Regions from separate parts of the Homo sapiens genome. Here region 1 is linked to region 2. A link is a loop called in an ENCODE intact Hi-C map of the cell type or tissue named here. Cell type or tissue: breast epithelium. All regions are shown on one strand. Each heading gives the region's core, and the rest is flanking DNA. Links, peaks and the distances in the headings are about the cores only. Region 1 overlaps TADA2A (transcriptional adaptor 2A). Region 2 has its middle 18 kb from the start of DDX52.

Region 1 (10,172 bases), core at 142-8,141, 180 kb after region 2:
GGAAGGGGGCCTAGGACACAATGCATAACAAGCTACTCAAGTGACAAAGGAATTGTGATGGCAGATGCACGACATTCACCTTTCCCTTAAATAATGTCTCTGATTTGTAGCTTAGTCAATCAAATCAAAGGGCAGTTTGATTGCAGTACACCTTAACTGCTGGAAGCCAAGGCAACAAACAACAGAAAAAGAACTCCCTGCCATTAGACAAAGAAACTGGTTTTCCATACCTCTCAGCAACTGTTCATTTTTCCCTCCTCAAACACAGCACACTAACACGTCAGTTCTGATGCACACTTCAAGGACTGGCTACTTAGGTTCCAAATTCCCAAGTTAAAAGCTCCTCACTTTTTTTTTTTTTTGACAGTCTTGTTCTGTTGCCCAGGCTGGAGTGCAGTGGCGCAATCTCGGGTCACTGCAACCTCCACCTCCTGGGTTCCAGTGATTCTACTGTCTCAGCCTCCCTGAGGCTGGGATTATAGGCGTGAACCAGCACGCCTGGGTAATTTTTATATGTTTAGTAGAGACGGGGATTCGCTATGTTGGCCAGGCTGGTCTTGAGCTTCTGATTTCAAGTGATCCGCCCACCTCATCCTTCCAAAATGCTGGGATTACAGGCATGAGCCACTGGCCTAAAAACTCTTCACTATTGTTCTCACTCCCAAATCAAGTGCCTATGTCAGCAGGACTATTACTATTCAGGCTGCTGTGACCCTGCTCTTGCTCTGTTTCACTTACATTTGGCTCAAAAGGACTAGGTATCGTCTTTTTTTTTTTTTTTGGTAGAGACAGGGTCTTGCCCTGTCACTCAGGCTACATTACAATGGCACAAATCATGGCTTACTGCAGCCTTGACTACCCAGGCCCAAGCAATCCTCCTGCCTTAGCCTTCCAAGTAGCTAGGAGAAAAAGCGTGAGCCACCACACCCAGCATTCTTTTTTTTTTAATGTAGAGATGGGGGTCTTGCTGTGTTGTCCAGCCTGGTCTCAAACTCCTGGCTTCAAGTGACTCTCCCACTTCAGCCACAAAAAGTGCTAGGATTACAGGCATGAGCCACTGCACCCAGCCAGTGTCTGATTAAAAAGAATTCTTTTAGCTTGGCCAACTCTTCTATGCAAGGCCACAGACATGGCAGTGTCCTCGTGTTCCAAAGATGGTCCCTTCTGGCAGATGTGGGAAAGGTTAGCTGCATTTGGCTAAGCACGTTGGAAAGGAAAGCAAAGCTTCCAGATCAGCAGCACCTCTTGAATCAAACTTTTATTTCAATATAATTTTTAGAAATTCAAACAAAAAGCTAGGTGCATATAAGATACAGAAAACCCTTTTGTGTTGTCAAGAATAATGCAATGTACATTTAGAAGGTGTCCACAAAGATATCCTTAAAAATGAATGGGCGAAGTTCCCCAGAATGCTGTTGAGAATACAGTACCACTGTTTGCTTAAAGATGGGTGAAAAAGTGTTTTTTGGAGGGATTCTAGGCATAAAGCTTTGCAAAGCTGGGTTTACCAAAGAAATAATAAAACTCATACATATTTATGAGTGAGTTTTCCCAAACTGCTGTGTAATGTGGCCTCTGATTCTTCAATGCAGATTTTTTCTCTTGTTACATACCTACATATTTCCTAAAGCTAGAATGTCCTACAAACTGGGATTTTGTTGTTATTGATGAATGCCATTGGTTTTCTCCCTTTTCCAGCTAACCCCCAGTCATTTCAATGACTGGTTGCTTAACTGAGTTCAGATTTTTAAAAGCGGGGGAAGTGAAGACGGTTAACAATAAAAGGAAAGAAACTGGGACCCAGGAAAAGATAAACTGAATATTTAGTATTAATTGGTATCGCAAGAGACAGAGTCTTGGTCTTTGAGCACAGAGAAGAGTCATTACATGGAAAGAGATTTGTTCTTTATTTCCCACCACTTAGAGAGAAAAATATGCATAAAACTCCAGCAGAAACTTTTAACGTTAAATTGCAATAAAAATTTCAGTAAACAGGTTTTATTCATGTCATTAAGTTTCAGGGTAAACTCTCTCTTCTGAGACAATCTGGAGAGACCTCTATCAGTGTAGTTGGTTTATGGCCAACCCTGTCTAGAAGCAAAGAGGAAGGATGCAATGCTACGTATCTTTGCAAAGTTCGGTATACCAAAGAAATAATAATCCTACTTTCAAAAATCCAGTCATTTAAAACTTCAGTCTTATTTTTCTATTACTATTTTCAACCATGCCATTTTCCTCATGAAATCTGATTTGCCATCAGCTTTTCAGAGTTCAACTGTTTCCAAGGTTTCTGTCAGACTGTCCTACCATCCTCCCACTCCTAACTACCCAGCTGCCCCTTGTGTTCTAGCCAAATAAATCTCTTGGCACCATTGTCCTTACACCCACTGCTGCCTCCACATCATTCTCCACCCCCTGTGTGTGGAATTGTCTCCCACTTCCATCTGCCATTTTTCTCTCTCTTCTCTATCATATAATTGCCCCAAAAGCCCACCTCTCCCAGGAAGCCTTCCTTAATCAAGGTTAAGGACTCTTCAGACTACAACAGACGTCACCTAACACTGATGGCTAATGCATCCCAACTTTTCAGAACAGGAGTTTCCTTTCAGGGATAAGAGGCAATCACTTCACAACCAACTAGGGGTGATGGTAGTGGTAAAATGTTTTCTACGAGATATGATTTTACAAGGAAAACAGGTCATTTCCACGTCATTCTTTTTAAAAAATCGAAGTCCTCTATTTGAATTCCCTCAGGTCCTTAGAGTGTCTTTTTCATTTCTTATCCCTTAGATGAATCCCTTCCCAGCTGCATGCATATTTACAACAGTCAAAAGTTTGAGCAGATGCTTCCAACAAAGCACACAGTATTTTAATTAGATATTTGAATGTAGAAGGAATTAAACAGTCAACTATTCGATGTGATTTGTGTCGATTCTGACGAAGTTATTTCTATATACAACTTTGTTTCTAACAGAAACAAGATAACCATAAGTTTGGCTTCTTATTCTGCAGAAACGTTTGAGGACCAAGTTTTACATGTGGTGGGGCTACTTACCCTCATATCTAGTGAGTCCCATATATAAAGCTGCTTTACTTCTGTTTTAAAAGCAGCTTTTATTGCAGGCTAGCCTTTCACCATTGAGAAATAGGGTTCAAGTCACAATCCAAGCAAAGCTGAGGTTTGTTGCATCATCTCCATCCTCAGGGGCTTGGTATCCTGGGAAACCCAGGGCAAAAACAGGGTGAGTTCAGGACACATGTGACAGCAGACAGTGCAGCGTGATGGGGCAGGCATCCAACACCTTAAGTGTGTTTCAGTTACCAGAATATTTGACACACCCACAAATTAAATAGCAAAACATTTTAATTAATTCTAAAAATAACAGAGACATGTTATATCCGGTGCCACCTCCTCAAAAGACTACTGCAGATTAGACAGGCAGACTGCAAAGTACAAAGCCAGACATTAAAGGTTTTTTTTTGTTTTTTTTTTTTTGAGACAGAGTCTCACTTTGTTGCCCAGGCTGGAGCACAGTGGCGTGATCTCAGCTCGCTGCAACCTCTGCCTCCTGTGTTCAAGCAATTCTCCTGCCTCAGCCTCCTGAGTAGCTGGGATTACAGGCGTGTGCCACCACACTCAGCTAATTTTTGTATTTTTAGTAGAGACTGTTTCACCATGTTGGTCAGGCTGGTCTTGAACTCCTGACTTCGTGATCCGCCCACCTTAGCCTCCCAAAGTGCTGGGATTACAGGTGAGCCACCTTGCCCGGCCGAAGTTAAAGATGCAGTTTGGGATAAGACCATCATAAGGATATTTTCTTCCCCTTTACTCATAAAAGTTGTCAGCTTAGGCCGGGCGCGATGGCTCACGCCTGTAATCCTAGTACTTTGGGAGGCTGAGGCGGGCAGATCACCTGAGGTCAGGAGTTTGTGACCAGCCTGGCCAACATGACAAAACCCTGTCTCTACTAAAAATACAAAATTAGCCAGGTGTGGTGGTGGACACCTGTAGTCCCAGCTATTCGGGAGGCTGAGGCAGGAGAATCACTTGAACCTGGGAGGCAGAGGTTGTAGTGAGCTGAGATCTTGCCATCACACTCCAGCCTGGAGGACAAGAGCAAACTCTGTCTCAAAAAAAAAAAAAAAAAGTTGTCAGCTTAAAAAATCCTTCAACGAGAGCTTTCTTATGCTCTAAAACCTTTCTCTTTATTTTAAATCTGTCTGCAGTGTTTGAAGGCAAGACAGATAATCAGCAAACTTACCTCGCAATATAAGGATCTGAGCTGGACTCCTGGGATTACAGACTGTGGTTTAGTTCCATTTCTACCAGCACTGTGATGTGAGGTACTATGGTTCTTTTAGTTACAAGAGGTGTTAGGAATGAATGCCCACTCACATTTAATAATAGCTTATGTAGCACACAACTCTGCAGCATAATACCAACAACAGGAGTGTTTTAAAGCAGGATGGAGAAGAAAGTAGACAATACAACTTAAGGTTTCCTTTGTCCTTTCCCCTGTTTTCACCATGAGAATTCAGCTGAAAAACAACTCTCCAGAATGCCCACCCATATTGTCCTTTGACCCACCACATTCCAAACTTCTGACTTCTGATCCCAAGCTCTTGGAGCCTTAGCCTTTAGTGATGTATCCTTCTCTGATGAGGAAATCATAGATTTTCCGGGTTTTGTTCACATCTATCTTGATGAGTGCTCTTGCCTGCGCCAGTCTTAAGCCTCCTTGCTTGTTACATTCGTTCAATAGAGCAGATTTGTATTCTAAATAGGCTCCAGGGACCAACCTCACCATCTGACAGAGCTGCAAGACACGGCAAATTTAATAAACATTAACATCTGTCATTTTTGTAATTTAATCCAGCAGGTATAGCAAAAAATTTTTTAAAGTGACATCAACCTCCAACTATTTATAGGAGCTGATGGGTGGCTGGACTACATTCCATTTAGTCTCTTCCTCTCTGGAGAGAACACTCCCTAAGGACACACACCCAGGAAGAGAAAGCCAGGGTGTGATACTAGAAGAGCCTTTAGCACATGCCAGCTGGCTCAGGGGCCTGGGTTTGTTAGGGATTTACAACTATGTGCTCCTGAGGAGCAGCCTGGCTCTTTCAGGAGTCAAACACTAAATGCCCAGGTACAGTCCCAGCACCAATGGTCAGGGAAGAGCCATGGGGCACAGTGGGGGCAGAATGCACAGACACTTGGATTCTCAAGGCTGCATCACATTGTTTTTAGTGTCAGCATAAAGCAGTAGTCCCTGCTTTGGGGATTACATTTCCTACTTCAAAGGGAAAGGAGATAAAGAGACCTTGCTAAGAGGAGGTAACTTTAACTGCTAAAAATCTAGAAAATTGCCACATTATCCAGCAATGAGGAGTCTGAGGTCACCATTATGTGGGTAAGGATAAAAAAAGCTTGAAATTCCAGGCCATTCAATATTTGAATCAGGCTGACCTATGACCTCCTTCAGCAATACATAGATACTACATACATTTCCTTCCACTCCCAAACTAATCCTTACTGTTCCTGGTGGATAAAATAAGACTAACACTATCCCCTACACTATGACCCTTCCTTATTATCTGAACTGAACTAATGATATATGGTGGGAGATGGGGAACTGACCTTGGGAATTATAAAAGGAGCATATGAGGAGCAAAAGAGGAACTCCTCCAAAAGAGGAACAGACTTCAGAGATGTGACAAAGTTTTCTGAAAACTCCTGATGATGACTCTTATGAGGCTGGCTTTAAATTTTAGAAACAGATAAAATCAATATGAAGACATGTCTGATGATTGCAACTGGAAAAAGTAGGTCACATAATTTTTTAATCAGGCCGGTGCAGTGGCTCACATCTCTAATCCCAGCACTTTTGGAGCTGGTGTGAGTGGATCACCTGAAGTCAGGAGTTCGAGACCAGCCTGGCTAACAAGGTGAAACCCCGTCTCTACTAAAAATACAAAAATTAGCCGGGTGTGGTGGTATGCGCCTGTAGTCCCAGCTACTCAGGGGCAGGAGAATCGTTTGAACCCGGGAGGCAGAGGTTGCAGTGAGCCGAGATCACACCACTGCACTCCAGCCTGGGTAACAGAGCGAGACTTTCAAATAAAAAATAAAAAATAGGCCGGGTGAGGTGGCTCACGCCTGTAATCCCAACACTTTGGGAGGCCAAGGTGGATGGATCATGAGGTCAGGAGTTCAAGATCAGCCTGGCCAACATGGTGAAACCCCATCTCTACTAAAAACTACAAAAATTAGCCAGGCATGGTGGCAAGCGCCTATAGTCCAGTCCCAGCTACTCGGGGAGCTGAGGCAGAAGAATCGCTTGAACCTGGGAGGTGGAGGCTGCAGTGAGCTGTGATCGCATCACTGCACTCCAGCCTGGGTGACAGGGCAAGTCTCCGTCTCAAAAAATAAATAAATAAAAAAAAATAAAAATAAAAAATAATTTTTAAAATCAAAATTAACATGACTATATATGATGTAGAAATCTTTTCCTTAGGTTTATAAACATGCTCTGGAGACAATTTACAAAAATGTTTTAAATAATGATTATGTTGTTGGAATAAGTATAGAACTTTTCAAGGCAGCCATTCTAATAGGAAATATCTATTTTCATGTAGAAGTTACTTTAGGTTTACAAAAAATTAATTTTATTTACATAAAGCACTCAGTAGAGTAGCACATGGTAAGTGCTCAATAGATGATAGTTGCTATTATTATGTCATCTACATACCACATGTGCTTTCCCCAAAAGAGGAATGGTGGTAGGGTGACAAGGTAAGCAATTCTCTGAAATCTGCCACAAACGGCTCTTTAGCTCTTGGACTTCTAGGATTCACCAGAGCTGTGCATATATGTTAGATGAATGAAACAAAAGGGGTTTGACCCTGTAATGGATTTTTAATGACAACTCAATGAATAATCAGCCCCTATTCTCTTTCTCCCAGCCCCCTCCCTTTTGTTACCTCCTTTTCTTTTTCATTCAGCTTCTCTGTGCCAGGGAGGCCAGTGAGGTTCAAGGGTGGTGCACTCCGTCTACCTATAGACAGAGAAAGGAAACAGCATAGATTTAATAGGAGTGACAATTTCTCAGGTGTAAAGTATTAAAAAGTTCAGTGCAGCCAGGCCAGTTAGGTATAGGATCACTATATCCAGCTTAGGAAATCCTGTCCCATTCCCTCAGGCCTGTTTAGCTAACAACATGGGCACCCGAACATTCACTTGAAAATGAATTACATATTCAGGGCACATGAATTACCCATAATCTGCTAAAATACACATACAGTCACACATACCTTAGCATCAAATGTAACTACTCACCACAGTAGTTATCTCTTATTTATTATTATTATTTTTGAGACAGGGTCTCACTCTGTTGCTCAGGCTGGAGTGCAGTGTTGCGATCATAGCTCACTATAGCCTCAATCTCCCTGGCTCAAGTGATCCTCCTGCCTCAGCCTCCCAACTACCTGGGAAGACAGGCATATGCCACCATGCCCGACTATCACCTATTTCTTCCTAACCATGTAGGAGACTCTAAAATCTGATGCCCAGATGTCATCCAGTTAAGAAACATCACACAATGCCTGCTTTGACAGCTGACGAATGGAAATAATAACTGCAGAACAGACATTCCCTAATCCTTGCCACTCGGCCAGCAGTACAAGGCAAACATGGTAATTAACCAAGTACTGTGTGCCTTCAGATCAAAGAAAGACTGTTAGGCCAGCAAAAGGCCCTTCTTTTTTATTATGTGAGGGAATATCTGTTCCTTCCAAAGTAGCCCTGTTTACCTGCAAGATCCACAAACAGGAACAATGAGCCATTATATGGCAAAGCAGGGGCTGAGGTCAACTCACACACCTGAGAAAGAAACCCAAGTAGGAGGTCACTGGCCAGGAGGGGAAGCTTGATGAGCAAAACTTTTTTGGTTTTGTTTTGAATGTGTATTAGGGATTGGTATTCAGCTGGGAATGGATAGACTGAGTTAAGCAAAGAAAATGTCGAAGTTTTATAGAGGTTGCTTTTCAAGTGGGGCAGAGAAAGGGGAGGGACTGTTACAAGCTCCACTGGTGGAAAACAGGCTTCTCTGTTACATCAACAAAAGGCATAAGGGATTATTCCAAATCCTCAAAAAGGGAGATAAAACCATTTGGTTCCTCACAAAAGTCACCAGAGGCTAGGCTACAATCAAAGATGCCAGGCTTCCAATACATAGTTGCCTTAAGAACTCAGAACATAAAGGAGAGCAAGAGATCTCCTCAGCCTAAATATAAGGGGTGAGAAAGGCTAACACAGGCTAGGAACAAACAATGAACAAGAGGCCGGGTGCAGAGGCTCACACCTGTAATCTGAGCACTTTGGGAGGCTGAAGCAGGAGGATCACTTGAGCCCAGGAGTTCAAGACCAACCTGGGTGATATAGTAAGACCTTGTTTCTACCAAAAAAAAAAAAAAAAAAAAAAAAATTTCTCCAGGTTTGGTGGCATTCACCTGTAGTCCCAGCCACTCAGGAGCTGAACTGGGAGGATCACTTAGGCCTGGGAGTTTGAGGCTACAGTGAGCCATGATCACATACTGCACTCCAGCCTGGATAGTAGAGGGAGACCCTGTCTCACAAAAAAAGAAAAAAGAAACAATGAACAAGTCAGTGCAGATAGTACAGAGAACAAAAATATATGATCATGTTAGCCAGTTCCTTCATTTAATTTAATTAATTAATTTATTTATTTTTTGAGATGGTCTTAACTCTGTCACCCAGGCTGGAGTGCAATGGTGCGATCTTGGCTCACTGAAACCTCTGCCTCCCGGATTCAAGCGATTCTCCTGCCTCAGCCTCTGGAGTAGCTGGGATTACAGATGTGTACCACCACACCCAGCTAATTTTTATATTTTTTTTTCAGGAGAGATGGGTTTTCATCACGTTGGTCAGGCTGGTCTCAAACTCCCAACCTCAGGTGATCTGCCCGCCTCAGCCTCTCAAAGTGCTGGGATTACAGGCATGAGCCACTGCACCTGACCCAGTTCCTTCATTTTAATTAGCCAGTATTAACTTAGTTGTATTTAGATTTTGGGGGTAGAGTGTTGGCAGTAAGAAACTTACAAAATAAAACTTTGATTTCACTGTCTTAGCCACTCCCCTAAAACAATACCTTTTTCTTCTTTCCATATTAAGAAAAAATCACTTGAAATAAAGGAATAAATGGGGGAAAAAAAAAAGTCCCTTCAGTGACCAGGCGCAGTGGCTCATGCCTGTAATCCCAGCACTTTGGGAGGCCGAGGCAGGCAGATCACCTGAGGTCAGCAGTTCGAGACCAGCCTGGCCAGCATGGCGAAACCCCATCTCTACTGAAAGTACAAAAATCAGCTGGGCATAGTGGCAGGCGCCTCTAATCCCAGCTACTTGGGAGGCTGAGGCAGGAGAATCGCTTGAATCCGGAAGGCAGAGGTTGCAGTGAGCCAAGATCGCGTCACTGCACTCCAGCCTGGGTGACAGAGCGAGACTCCATCTCAAAAAAAAAAAAGTCCCTAACGCGGACAAATCTGAGACCCAGATTCTGAATCTACTGAGACATACCTCCCCCAATTCCCAGTCATCGATTACCAATCACCAAGGATCATCAGATAGCGTATGGCTTAATCTTGCTCTGTATACTAATTTCAAAATAGGACATACTCAAAGAGGTAAAACGAAGAAATAGAAATACTTTAGGTCTCTAACTCAGAAATCCTTATGTTTCTGGCAAGTAACATGCTTCTTTGCTCATGTTATATAAAAATAAAAAGTTTAGGCTGGGCACGGTGGCTCACGCCTGTAATTCCAGCACTTTGGGAGGCCGTGGTGGGTGCCTCACTTGAGGTCAGGAGTTCGAGACCAGCCTGGCCAACATGGCAAAACCGTCCCTACCAAAAATACAAAAATTAGCCAGGCGTGGTGGTGCATGCCTGTAATCCCAGCTGTTCGGGAGGCTGGGGCAGAAGAATCACTTGAACCCGGGAAGCGGAGGTTGCAGTGAGCCGAGATCACACCACTGCACTCCAGCCTGGGCGACAGACCGAGACTCTGTCTCAAAAAATAAGTAAATAAATAAAAAATAATAAAATAAAAAGCTTTTAATTTATCTCCTGTGAAATAAGTCTCAAAATTAGTGGTA
Region 2 (11,340 bases), core at 1,579-9,578:
GAGTAGATTTCTGTCCTGGTTCCTTCCCCACAGACTTTGCTCTGTCTTGGAGAGCTCCAGAGTGCTGCAGGAAAGGGCATAGGGGATGAAAGATTAAAAACAAACAAATATACCTCCATGGCTTCTGGTCTGAATGATTAGGCAATGCAGGACAATTTGTCTTTGCATTCTGCAAGTGCAGGCCTCGCTCTATATACAGAAGGCATGCTTGATCACATTTATAGATGGCCAATTATGAAGTAACCACACAAATTATTAAATTTAGTGAGGATATATATAAATTCCTGTCTTCAGAAGCATTTTTCTTCTCTTTTTTAACATACAAATAGTATATTTTCAGAAATGCAGTTCAAATAAAAAATATATGGAGGGCTTAATTAACCCTAAACTCACCACAAATAAGCAGTGTGTCATAGCTACTAAAGACACAAATCTAGACAGCATCAATAGAAGTAACTGTGTCCAGATGATATGAGGCCCACTTTGTTTGCAATCCAAATACATCTTAAAAACCTAGCCATCATTTTCTTTACTTTTGTTTTCTTTCTTTTTTTTTTTTTTCTTGAGACAGAGACTCACTCTGTCACCCAGGCTGGAGGCAGCAGTGCGATCTTAGCTCACTGCAACCTTCCCCTCCCCTGCTCAAGCAATCCTCCCACCTCAGCCTCCCAAGTAGCTGGGACTAAGGTGCATGCCACCATACCCGGCTACTTTTTGTACTTTTTTTTATAGAGATGGGGTTTCACCATGTTGCCCAGGCTGGTCTCGAACTCTTGGCCTCAAGCAGTCCTCCCATGTTGGCCTCCCAAAGTGCTGAGAGTGCAGGCATGAGCCACCAAACCCAGCCCCATCTAATTTTTGTATTTTTTGTAGAGACAGGTTTTTGCCACGTTGCCCAGGCTGGTCTTGAACTCCTGAGCTCAAGGGATCCACCTATCCCGACCTCCCAAAGTGCTGGGATTATAGGCGTGAGCCACTGCACCCGGCCTAGGCAACATTTTCAAGAGGGACATTTGCCAACTAGAAAGCACTGAGAGGAGAATGACCAGGATAGTGAGAAGTCTGGAAACTATCTCATTCAGACAATAACTAAACCTCCTAGAGACAGGTAGTCTGAGAAACTAACAAACATGTGAAGAGCTGTCAGGTAAAGGAGAAAACAACTCTCTAGATCAGTGGGCAGATTGTGGATTCACATGAGAATTTATTCAACAGCTTGCTGGTGAGGTGAACCCGTCCCTGGCAGTTGGTAAATGCCGGAGGATGATCTGTCATGGATGCAATACAGGGATAACTACATTACATAGTGGGTTGGATGAGACAAGAAGCCATTCAACTCTAAGAGTCAATGAATCTGTTTTTAAAAAATTATAAATAGGCAGAGTCTTCTGTTAAGGCAAAATACTTGCCTAAAACTTGCCTAAAACTCCCACTGTTAAAAACTCATTTAAATGGGTAAAAGCATTGTTTGTTCTGAAGTATCTCTTTTAAAATGCATTCTACGGCCAGGCGTGGTAGCTCATACCTATAATCCCAACACTTCGGGAGGCCATGGTGGGAGGACTGCTTGAGCCCAGGAGTTCACAGCTGCAGTGAGCCATGATCTGCACTCCAGCCTGGGCGACAGAGCAAGACTCCGCCTCAAAAAAATAAATAAGTAAATAAATAATAAGATAAAATGCAATATGTTATCTGGGATGGGCAACATATTAGCACAGATAGATTTATCAGGTAACTAGCTGGAAGGAAGTGTGGAATCATGGAAATGGCATTCAACTGGAAATCGGAAGATCTGGGTGTGAATCTCCCACTTATAAACTGTGTGGTCTTTAGCAAGTTACTTACCTCTTTGAGTTTCTTTTGTTTTTTAAATTTTTTGCAGAGACAAGGTCTCCTTATATTGTGCAGGCTGGTCTCAATCTCCTGGCTTCAAACAATCCCTTCTGCCTCAGCCTCTCAAAGTGCGGGGTTTACAGACCTGGTTACTTCTTTGAGTTTCTGTTTCTTTATCTATTAAATGAGAATAGAAATACCTATTCTCAAACACCAAAGGTGTATACATTTTGAACACCAAAGATACATACATTTTGCTGGTACAGGTCTGGCAGGCACAGCATAGCTCTAAAGCCAATAGCTCTGGTGATATATGCCTGTTAAGGTGGCATGTCCCTTTAACAGCTATCCGCTTTCACCACCTGCATTCATTTCATTGCATTTTACTGGCTATCCCAGCCAATGCAATAAGGCAAGGAAATAAACAGGCATAAGGATTGGAAAGGAAAAAATAAAATTGTTGCTATTTGTTGACAATATGATTGTTTACATAGAGAATCCAAGATAATGTATAGACAAGCTATCAGAACGACTGAAAGGATTGCTCAAGGTTGCTGGATTCAGAATCAATATACAAAAAGTCAGATGCATTCCTATACACCTGCAAAACTAATTAGAAAATGTAATCTTAAAGAGACCCTGTTACATATCTGCAAAAACTAAAAGGTATTAGCAATAGATCTAATAAAAGAAGTATTAACCCAAATGAAGAAAATGATAAAACTTTATTGGCGGACATAAAAGAAGCCCTAAATAAATAGAACAATATACCATGTTTGTGAACAGAAATACCCACTATTATAAACACAGTCAATCGTCCCCCAAATTTATCTATAAATTCAACGCAATACCAAAAAAAAAAAAAAAATCCCAACTTGGCTACATTTATATTTATATATAGTATATAAAAAACTTACAAACTAATCTTCAAATATGAACTAGAAAAGAGTCAAGAATGGCTAAGACACTTGGGGGGGGTGGGTTGTTTTTGTTTTTATTTTGAAACAGGTTCTATCTCTGTCACCCAGGCTGGAATGCAGTGGTGTGTTTCTTGGTTTGCAGACAATTGCCATTTTGCTATGTCCTCACGTGGCCTTTCCTTGCTCGTGGAGACAGAACTCTCTCTCTTCCTCTTCTTAAAAGGGCACTAATCCCACCAAGAGAGTCCTACCCTCATGACTTAATCTAAACCTAATTACTCATTACTCCCCAAAGGCCTCACCTTCAAATACCATCACACTGGGGGCTAGGGATTCAGCATATTAATTTTGGGGAAACACAAACATTCCCTCCACAACAGTCTACCAGGTACCTCAGACGATAAGGATGAAGGTGGAGTGAAAAATATAAAGACTGATGGAAATCTTTTCTTTTTTTCTTTTTCTTTTGAGACAGAGTCTCACTCTGTTGCCCAGGCTGAAGGGCAGTGGTACGATGTCAGCTCACTGCAACCTCAGCCTCTCGGGTTCAAGTGATCCTCCCACCTCAGCCTCCTGAGTAGCTGGCACTACAGGCACGTGCCACCACACCTGGCTAATTTTTGTATTTTTAGTAGAGACGGGGTTTTGCCACGTTGCCCAGGCTGGTCTTGAACTCCTGGCCTCAAGTGATCTGCCTGCCTTGACCTCCCAAAGTGCTGGGATTACAGCTGTGAGCCACCACGCCTGGCCTGATGGAAATCTTTGAAAAACAGTTAGGTTCCCAGATTCCCTTCCTTGCTTCATGCAGCCAGACCTTTGAAGAGGGTGAAACAAAGTCTCTGGAAAGCAGAATAACAGAAAAGCTGAGCCCAGGTTACTCTGTCCAATCCATGAATCTCCCTTAAACATTCCTGACAAAGGGTAAGCCAGCCTTATGCTTGAACCCGTGCAGTGACAAAGAACTCCCTCCTTACCAGTAATAATAACAATAACTAACCCTTACTGAGTGCTAACTATGTGCCTGGCCCTTTAAGCCCTTCCCATATATTGACTCTTTGAAAGTTGGCTCATTCCAAATTTGGGCAGCTCTGTCTGTAAAAGGTTCAGACAGGCCTCTAAAGTTTCCCTCCTACCTTCATGGGTCTCTAAACTGAGGAGGAAGGAGGATTTTCATCTTGGGACGGCAGGCCCATAGAGATTATATATGGCAAGAGAAATGTTCATTGTGTTACATGTTTATCATCAAAAGCACAGTCTATACCGGGCTCTAAAGTAATAGCAATAGTCATAGTTATTGTAAAGCATGTACTCACTCTACATGCATTTACCTCTCTTGATTCACATAACAATTGTATTTTTCTACAAACTGATTCTTTGAAAGATTAAGTGTTCTAAGTTTACAGAGCTAGTAACTGGCGTTCTGGCCCAGTCTGTTTGACCCAGAGGCTGAGCTGTTAATCACACCAGTCAACACAAGTTTTCATCTACTATGTTTCTGAGAAATGTGTACTAGAAAAATCTCTGAATTTGGAGAAGATCTGAGCTCTGCTCCCTCCTCTGCTACTTTCCTGTGAGCTTGAGTAAATTGTTTTCTCTTTTCCTTAAGTATAAAACAAGAGAGCTGAACTAGATGATCTCAAAAGCCCAAATTTAACTCTAATCATCTATGTTCCAAGTTAAAGGTGTCTATAATCCTTCTCCATCTGGTAACATTTCTTGGAGCATCCAATTAACATGTGGAGATGATGACGATGATGATGAAGAATAAATGAATGAATGTATGAATGAATGAAGTGAAATCTTTCACATTTTCTTTTGCAAAAGGCTACCCCTGGTCAGATGTTCCTACAGGAGGAAAGAGAGTTCTTGTCTCCCTTTTCGGTTTTGGTTGCTTTTCACCAGTTGGCCTCAAATCTATGGTGTAAATAAAGCCAGCTTCACCCCCAGGCCTTTCTCTCAAGGCCCAGCTGTAGGCTAGAAGCAGAAAGTGAATATGCAGAGTGGCCAATTAGTTCACTGTGTGCCCTCATGACCTCTGACCCCTGCTGGGCCACCCCATCCATTAGCTGTCCTCTTCCCCCTCCACCCTCTTCTCTCAGTTTGAGTCGTTGTCCTGCCATTCTCTTTCAGCAAAGAAACATGCTCAGGCATTCGGGTAGCAGCCTCCACTTTCTGCTCTTTTGTCTCCTCCCTCTGTTGCCCTTGTCGCTAACCTGGTCACCACCCCTTGACCCTACTGTTCTCGCCCCTCCTGGGGCTGGGGAGGGAAAGTATTCCAAGACAGGGTTTGCAGGGAGGAAGAAGGCAAGCCCTTGCTTTTCCTTTTCACTTGGGTTTCATTCCACAAATGAATTTTGATACTACTCCTTATTGCAAGAAATTCCCCGTAATGCTTCCTCGGGGATGATGATTTCTTTCACAAGCAAGTGTTTTGAAAAGTCCATGTGGGCGAAGGCAGCAGTATGTTCCTTTGAGATGTTGGCTATTCCTTTATGAGGTTGGAAAATATATATACAGTATATAAACATATATATTATAAATTATACATATTCTGTTGATTGAGGAAGGAAAAGCTGTTCAAGATTATGGGTATGTGAGTATATAGTTGTGAAATATAAAGCAATCATCAAAAGAGAAAATCAACCAATTGACTTTATTACACTTGAAAAAAACAATTTCAAGTGTTGACAGCATCTGCTAAGTCTTCAGAATCTCAGCTCGGACAGAAAAGGAGCTGGTGGTGAGTTTGTTAGAAAAAGGCAAGTGCTTGAGAGTCAGACCCACTAGATTTAAATCTAAGTCCTGCCACTTGGCCACTAGGTGACTTCTGCTAATAATAGCAGCTTCTATTGTCTGACTGCATGCTAGATACCAAGCACTTTACACATATCATCTCCTTTCATCCTCATAATAAGCAGTGAGTGACAGATGATCAGTCATCATCCTTATTTTATGAATAAAGAAATGAAAGCCAAGAGTAATTAAATTATTGGCTCAGGGCTGTATAAACAGTAAATGGCAGAAAAGGAGGGTGAACAAGGTAACATGGCTCCAAAGTTCTTAAATCCAATGTTATACTTCCTTCAAATTACAAAGTACAGCACTTAAGTTATTTAACCTTTATGAGCTTTGGTTGCCTTGCCTGTAAGATGATCATCTATAAAATACCTACTAGCAATGATTAACAACTGAATGCTTATTATAGTCCAGGCATTTTTCTAAATGCTGAATTCTTTACTTCATTTAATACTTATGAAGTCCCCCAAAATGGGAACTAGTATCCCCATGCCACAGAGGAGGAAACTGGGGGCTTAGAGAGGTTAAGAAACTAACCCAGATCAGAGGAAAAGGAGTCATTATATGAAAAAGATACTTCCACATGCATGTTTTTAGCAGCACAATTTGCAATTGCAAAAATGTGGAACCAACCCAAATGCTCATCAATCAACGAGTGGATAAAGAAACTGCGGTATACATAGATGATGAAATACTACTCAGTCATAAAAAGGAATGAATTAACAGCATTCGCAGCAACCTGGATGGGACTGGAGACTATAATTCTAAGTGAAGTAACTCAGGAATGGAAAACCAGACATCACATATTCTCACTTATAAGTGAGAGCTAAACTATGAGGATGCAAAGGCATAAGAATGACTTTGAGGACTTAGGGGGAAGGGGTGGGAAGCGGTGAGGGATAAAGACTACAAATCAGGTTCAGTGTACACTGCTTTGGTGATGGGTGCACCAAAATCTCACAAATCACCACTAAACAACTTACTTGTGTAACCAAAGACCACATTCTCCAAAAACCTATGGAAATAATTTTGTTTTTAAAAAAAGAAACTAACCCAGATCACACACAACTACTAAGTGGTAGAGGTAGAGCTGGAATTCTAATTTGAGCCCGTGTGGCTGCAGAGCCCATGCTCTTTCCACTTTCCACTCCGTGACAATTGCCTCCAATAGGCCTACTGAGGAAGATGGAGGATATATACAGAGAAGGCTATGGGAACACAGGGATGGAGAAAAATTAATTCCAACTGAGGGTAACAGGGACAGATTTATGAAGAATGTAGAGATTCACTTGATAGACATTCACTTTAATGCCAGAAAGGCTCAGAAATACATCTGTTTAAAAAAGTTAGGCACACCCTAATTGTGTACTAATGTTAATGCCAAAGAAGCTAGGCCTTGCCATAAAAATGCCTCATAAATAGTAAAGCAGGGACTGTATCCTACTCATCTTAGTAGTACTACCCCGCACCCTTACACTTTCCCAGTCTAATGGCAACTAGAATAGTGCCTTGCACATAGTAGGCACTTGACAGATATTTCCAAGATGAATAAGTGAATGATACTTCAGGAAAGACTTGGTTTGGGACCTTGCTAACTTGGGGGATGCTGTAGCCCCCCAAGCTGGAAGACCCTTTTCCCTCTCATCTTTCTCCCTGCAGTTCCTCTGATGAGCCCATAGGCTGAGTGATAGGGGATCCACTGTACCGGAGATGATTTATGGTTCTTTGTTATACAAATCCCTTCACATTCCTCCCCATCCTCTTTTCGCAGCCAATTCATCATGATATTTAAATGAAACTTTGGTTAGTGAACTATGGCTCACCGCCCTGAAGACAATTATTCAAGATGCCATCTCTAAAAAAGTGTTTAAAAAGACCCGCGATCCATCTGGATTGTCTTAGATTTCCCTGCTTTTCCCAAGGACCCAGGGAAAGGCCTTTGCTTTTACCTTAGAGAATCCCAGGTACTCAGCTGGAGCAGTGAAAAGAAAGAAGGCAATGCTCTGTAATTGCTCCATAATTAAAATACTAGAAGCCCCAAGGAAGATATAACCACAGTATTTCAGCCTAGGCTACAGAATAACTTTGCAAAGATGCCTCAGAGATATTTTACTTAATGCTCTGGGAACCCCAGCTTTATTGAGTCAATCTGCTATCAAAATGATGATGGCAAAGTAAAATGAAACTTTCTGATTCTTCATGCCATTAATGCAAGCTGGTGTTACCCTAATCAAATGAAACCCCTTATCATGACTACAGGAGTGAAACAGAAGCAAGCATTTCCTCCATCTGTCATTAAGCTTATTTCAATCATATCACTCATGGGATATGATACATGCTGCCATTATCTTGACTGTGTCAGTACAGTCAATAGAACTGAGACAAATTCTTGGGCTAAAAAAATCACATATGTTAATTCTAATACAATATCGTGCAGAAATGGGTACTTTTATTTATTGATTTTATATAGCATCACTTTATTATGAAAATAATGGCTGTTAGATACTGATTACATGATATTTTCTAATAAAGATGAGTAGCTGGTGCCTTTTAATTTCCTACTCTGTGATGCCAAATAAACTCACTGCTTTTCTCTGTGCCTCATTTTCCCTTTATATATAGTAGAAGAATGTTTTGCTTCCCATACTTCTAAAAGACAGAAAACTCAAAATGCAACAGAACACAGTGAGGCATTTTATAAAATAATGTGTATTTTTAAAAGCTGGGCAGCTGGTCATGGTGGCACAGACCTATAATCCCAGCTACTAGAGAGGTTGAGGCAGGAGGATTACTTGACACCAGGAGTTTTGGTCCAGCCTGGGAAACAGCAAAACCACGGGTCTAAAAACATTTTTGTTAATAAAGAAATAAAACCTATTTTCTAAAAAGTTGGGCATCTATCTCAGTTTCAGTAATTTTTTTAAAGTAGGGCACACATCTCAATTTCAGTGAACCACATCATAATTTAAATGCATCAAAGCTGCTGGGCGTGGTGGCTCATGCCTGTAATCTCAGCATTCTGGGAGGCTGAAGCAGGAGGACTGCTTGAGGTCAGGAATTCGAGACCAGCCTGGGCAACACAGTCAGACCCCGTCTCTATTTTAAAATTAAAAAAAAAAAATTTAAGTATCAAAGAAACTCACATAATATTCTTTTGTAAAAATAATCAAGCCCCTTGTATACTAGTTTAGAACATTCAAAATTTCAAGTAATAAATTTGCTTAAAAGAGAGGTTCAACTAGGCCAGGCATGGTGGCTCATGCCTGTAATCCCAGCACTTTGGAGGCCGAGGCAGGCGGATTGCCTGAGCTCAGGAGTTCGTGACCAGCCTGGGCAACATTGTGAAACCCCATCTCTACGAAAATACAAAAAATTAGCTGGGCATGGTGGTGTGCGCCTGTAGTCTCAGCTACTTGGGAGGCTGAGGCAGGAGAATTGCTCGAACCCAGGAGGCGGAGGATGCAGTGAACCAAGACTGCGCCACTGCACTGCAGCCTGGGAGACTCAGCAAGACTCTGTCTCAAAAAAAAAAAAAAAAAAAGAGAGAGGTTCAACTAAACTTACGAAGTTCCTTGAGTTCACCCTATGTACTTGGTGGTATAAAATATTTTTATTACATATATTATCAGCTGAAACATTTATTATGTACTGTCCTTGCTTCCCACTCCTTGAATGCAAGCAGTTACCTTTGACCTATATGATGTTAACAATTTATTATTCATTCCAAATGAGCCTGTTTCTGTTTAATTGTCTATAAAAGTCTATCCCAAAGCAATTAGATAAAACAAAAAAGACATGAATTTAAATGAAGAGCAAGATTTTTAAGATATTAATTTTTTATACAATTTATTAATATTCACACTAATTATTAAGTAATATTAAAAATCACAATCTGATTTATATTTTTCCCAAAGAATTTTTTTTTTTTTGAGGCAAAGTCTTGCTCTGTCATGCAGGCTGGAGTGCAGTGGCACAATCATAGCTCACGGTAGCCTCAAACTCCTGGGCTCAAGCGATCCTCCTACCTCAACCTCCTAAGTAGCTAGGAATATGGGCACATACCACTATCCCCAGCTAATTTTTTAATTTTCTGTAGAGACAAGGTCTTGATATGTTGCCCAGGCTGGTCTTGAACTCCTGGGCTCAAGCAATCCTCCTGCCTCGGCCTCCCAAAGTGCTAGGATTACAGGCGTGAACCACCACATATGACCTTCCCAAGAATTTTGTCCCCAAAACTGAAAAAACAATGCTGTGGTAGAACCACAGTTCCCAAACTGTGTCCCAAGGAACTCCAGCTTGGAACAGCAGCAAGTCCATAGAGCAACACAGAATATTTCAAATGTTCAAGGACAACACAGTGATACTCAATGTCTGTTGAAAATCACATGAACTACTAGTATGAGATAGCCATGGTTTCAACATTCAAATAGTACCCTTTTGGTAATGTCAGATCATTGCAAAGCTGAGTTTTCTGTGGTTGCTGGGATGAAAAACAAGTACTATGTGAATATCAACGTGAATCAGGAAATGAGTGTGGCAGTGTCCAATCTGAGCCCAAGGTTTGAGAAGATGTGCAGCATCCAATAAGCTTGTACTGCAACCTTATGTTATAGAGCCTTTTATTTATTTATATTTATTTATTTATTTATTTTGAGAGAGGGAGTCTCACTCACTCTGTCACCCAGGCTGGAGTGCAGTGGCACGATCTTGGCTCACTGCTACCTCTGCTTCCTGGGTTCAAGCAATGCTCCTGCCTCAGCCTCCCGAGTAGCTGAGATTACAGGCACCCGTCACCACGCCCAGCTAATTTTTGTACTTTTAGTAGAGATGGGGTTTCACCATGTTGGGCAGGCTTGTCTCAAACTCCTGACCTCAGGTGATCTGCCCGCCTCAACCTCCCAAAGTGCTAACAGGCGTGAGCCACCATACCTGGCCTACATTATAGATACGATTATTAGACTCATTTTATAGTTGAAAAAACCAAGGTTCCCAAACTTTATTGATTACTGTGCTTTTAGTGTCTGGGTAATTTTTGTTTTTTTTGCAACTCTCATTAGCAAGTAAGTGTAATTATTTTTAAATGAAATACAATTTTTTTCTTTAAATTTATATGTATGGCCTGGGGCGGTGGATCGCGCCTTTAATCTCAGCTTTTTGGGAGGCCGAGGCAGGAGCATCACTAGAGACCAGGAGTTTGAGATCAGCCTGGCCAACACAGCAAAACCCCGTCTCTACTAAAAATTCAAAAATTACCTGGGTATGTTGGCGCACGCCTGTAATCCTAGCTACTTGGGAGGCTGATGCATGAGAACTGATTGAACCTGGGAGGCAGAGGTTGCACTGAGCCGCAATCATGTCACCACATTTCAACCTGGGCAACAGAGTGAGACTCTCTCAAAAAAATAAAAAATGTTTTATATGTATTATTTTTTCAAATGGCTACTAAGTTGTAAAATCATAAATATATATTAAGATATTTGGGCTTAACTTAATCAATGGAATTATTAAGTATTTCTTTGAGCCTGAGTTGTGAAAAAATTACTGAGACTCTAGGAGCACAGTTACCAAGAAAGTTTGGGAACCTTGGTTTTTTCAAGTATAAAATGAGTCTAATAATAGTATTTACAACATAGGGTTGCAGTGAGATTGAATGAGTTAATTTACAAAAAGTATTCGGAATAGTATAGGCACCTTGTATTAGTAGTAATATTACCACCTCATTACCTAGGACAGTTCTCGTCAATGATCTTAACACTCACTTCTATGTGATCGATAAAAGAGTTTTGAAGTA

What was found. A loop is a pair of places that touch in the nucleus more often than their neighbours do. Peaks named below come from ENCODE experiments on the same cell type or tissue, not always from the same donor. Only the 100,000 strongest peaks of a DNase experiment are listed, where the experiment ranks them.
Region 1: a loop joins it to region 2, with 14 times the contacts of the local background. A loop is called at or near these places in 1 of 110 quality-filtered maps.

The regions. Positions count from the first base shown.
Region 1 is chr17:37,471,442-37,481,613 of GRCh38, reverse strand. It overlaps TADA2A (transcriptional adaptor 2A), which reads right to left. Exons shown (of 16, transcript NM_001166105.3): 15 at 6,985-7,058; 16 at 1,889-4,817. The coding sequence ends at 4,632. Among named protein-coding and RNA genes, the nearest start is that of DUSP14, 13 kb to the left of the region's middle. In breast epithelium, for the core only: no CTCF peak of the experiment used is centred there; DNase peaks (open chromatin) are centred at 3,253 and 5,053; H3K27ac peaks cover 4,488 bases.
Region 2 is chr17:37,656,046-37,667,385 of GRCh38, reverse strand. No RefSeq gene overlaps it. Among named protein-coding and RNA genes, the nearest start is that of DDX52, 18 kb to the right of the region's middle. In breast epithelium, for the core only: no CTCF peak of the experiment used is centred there; no DNase peak of the experiment used is centred there.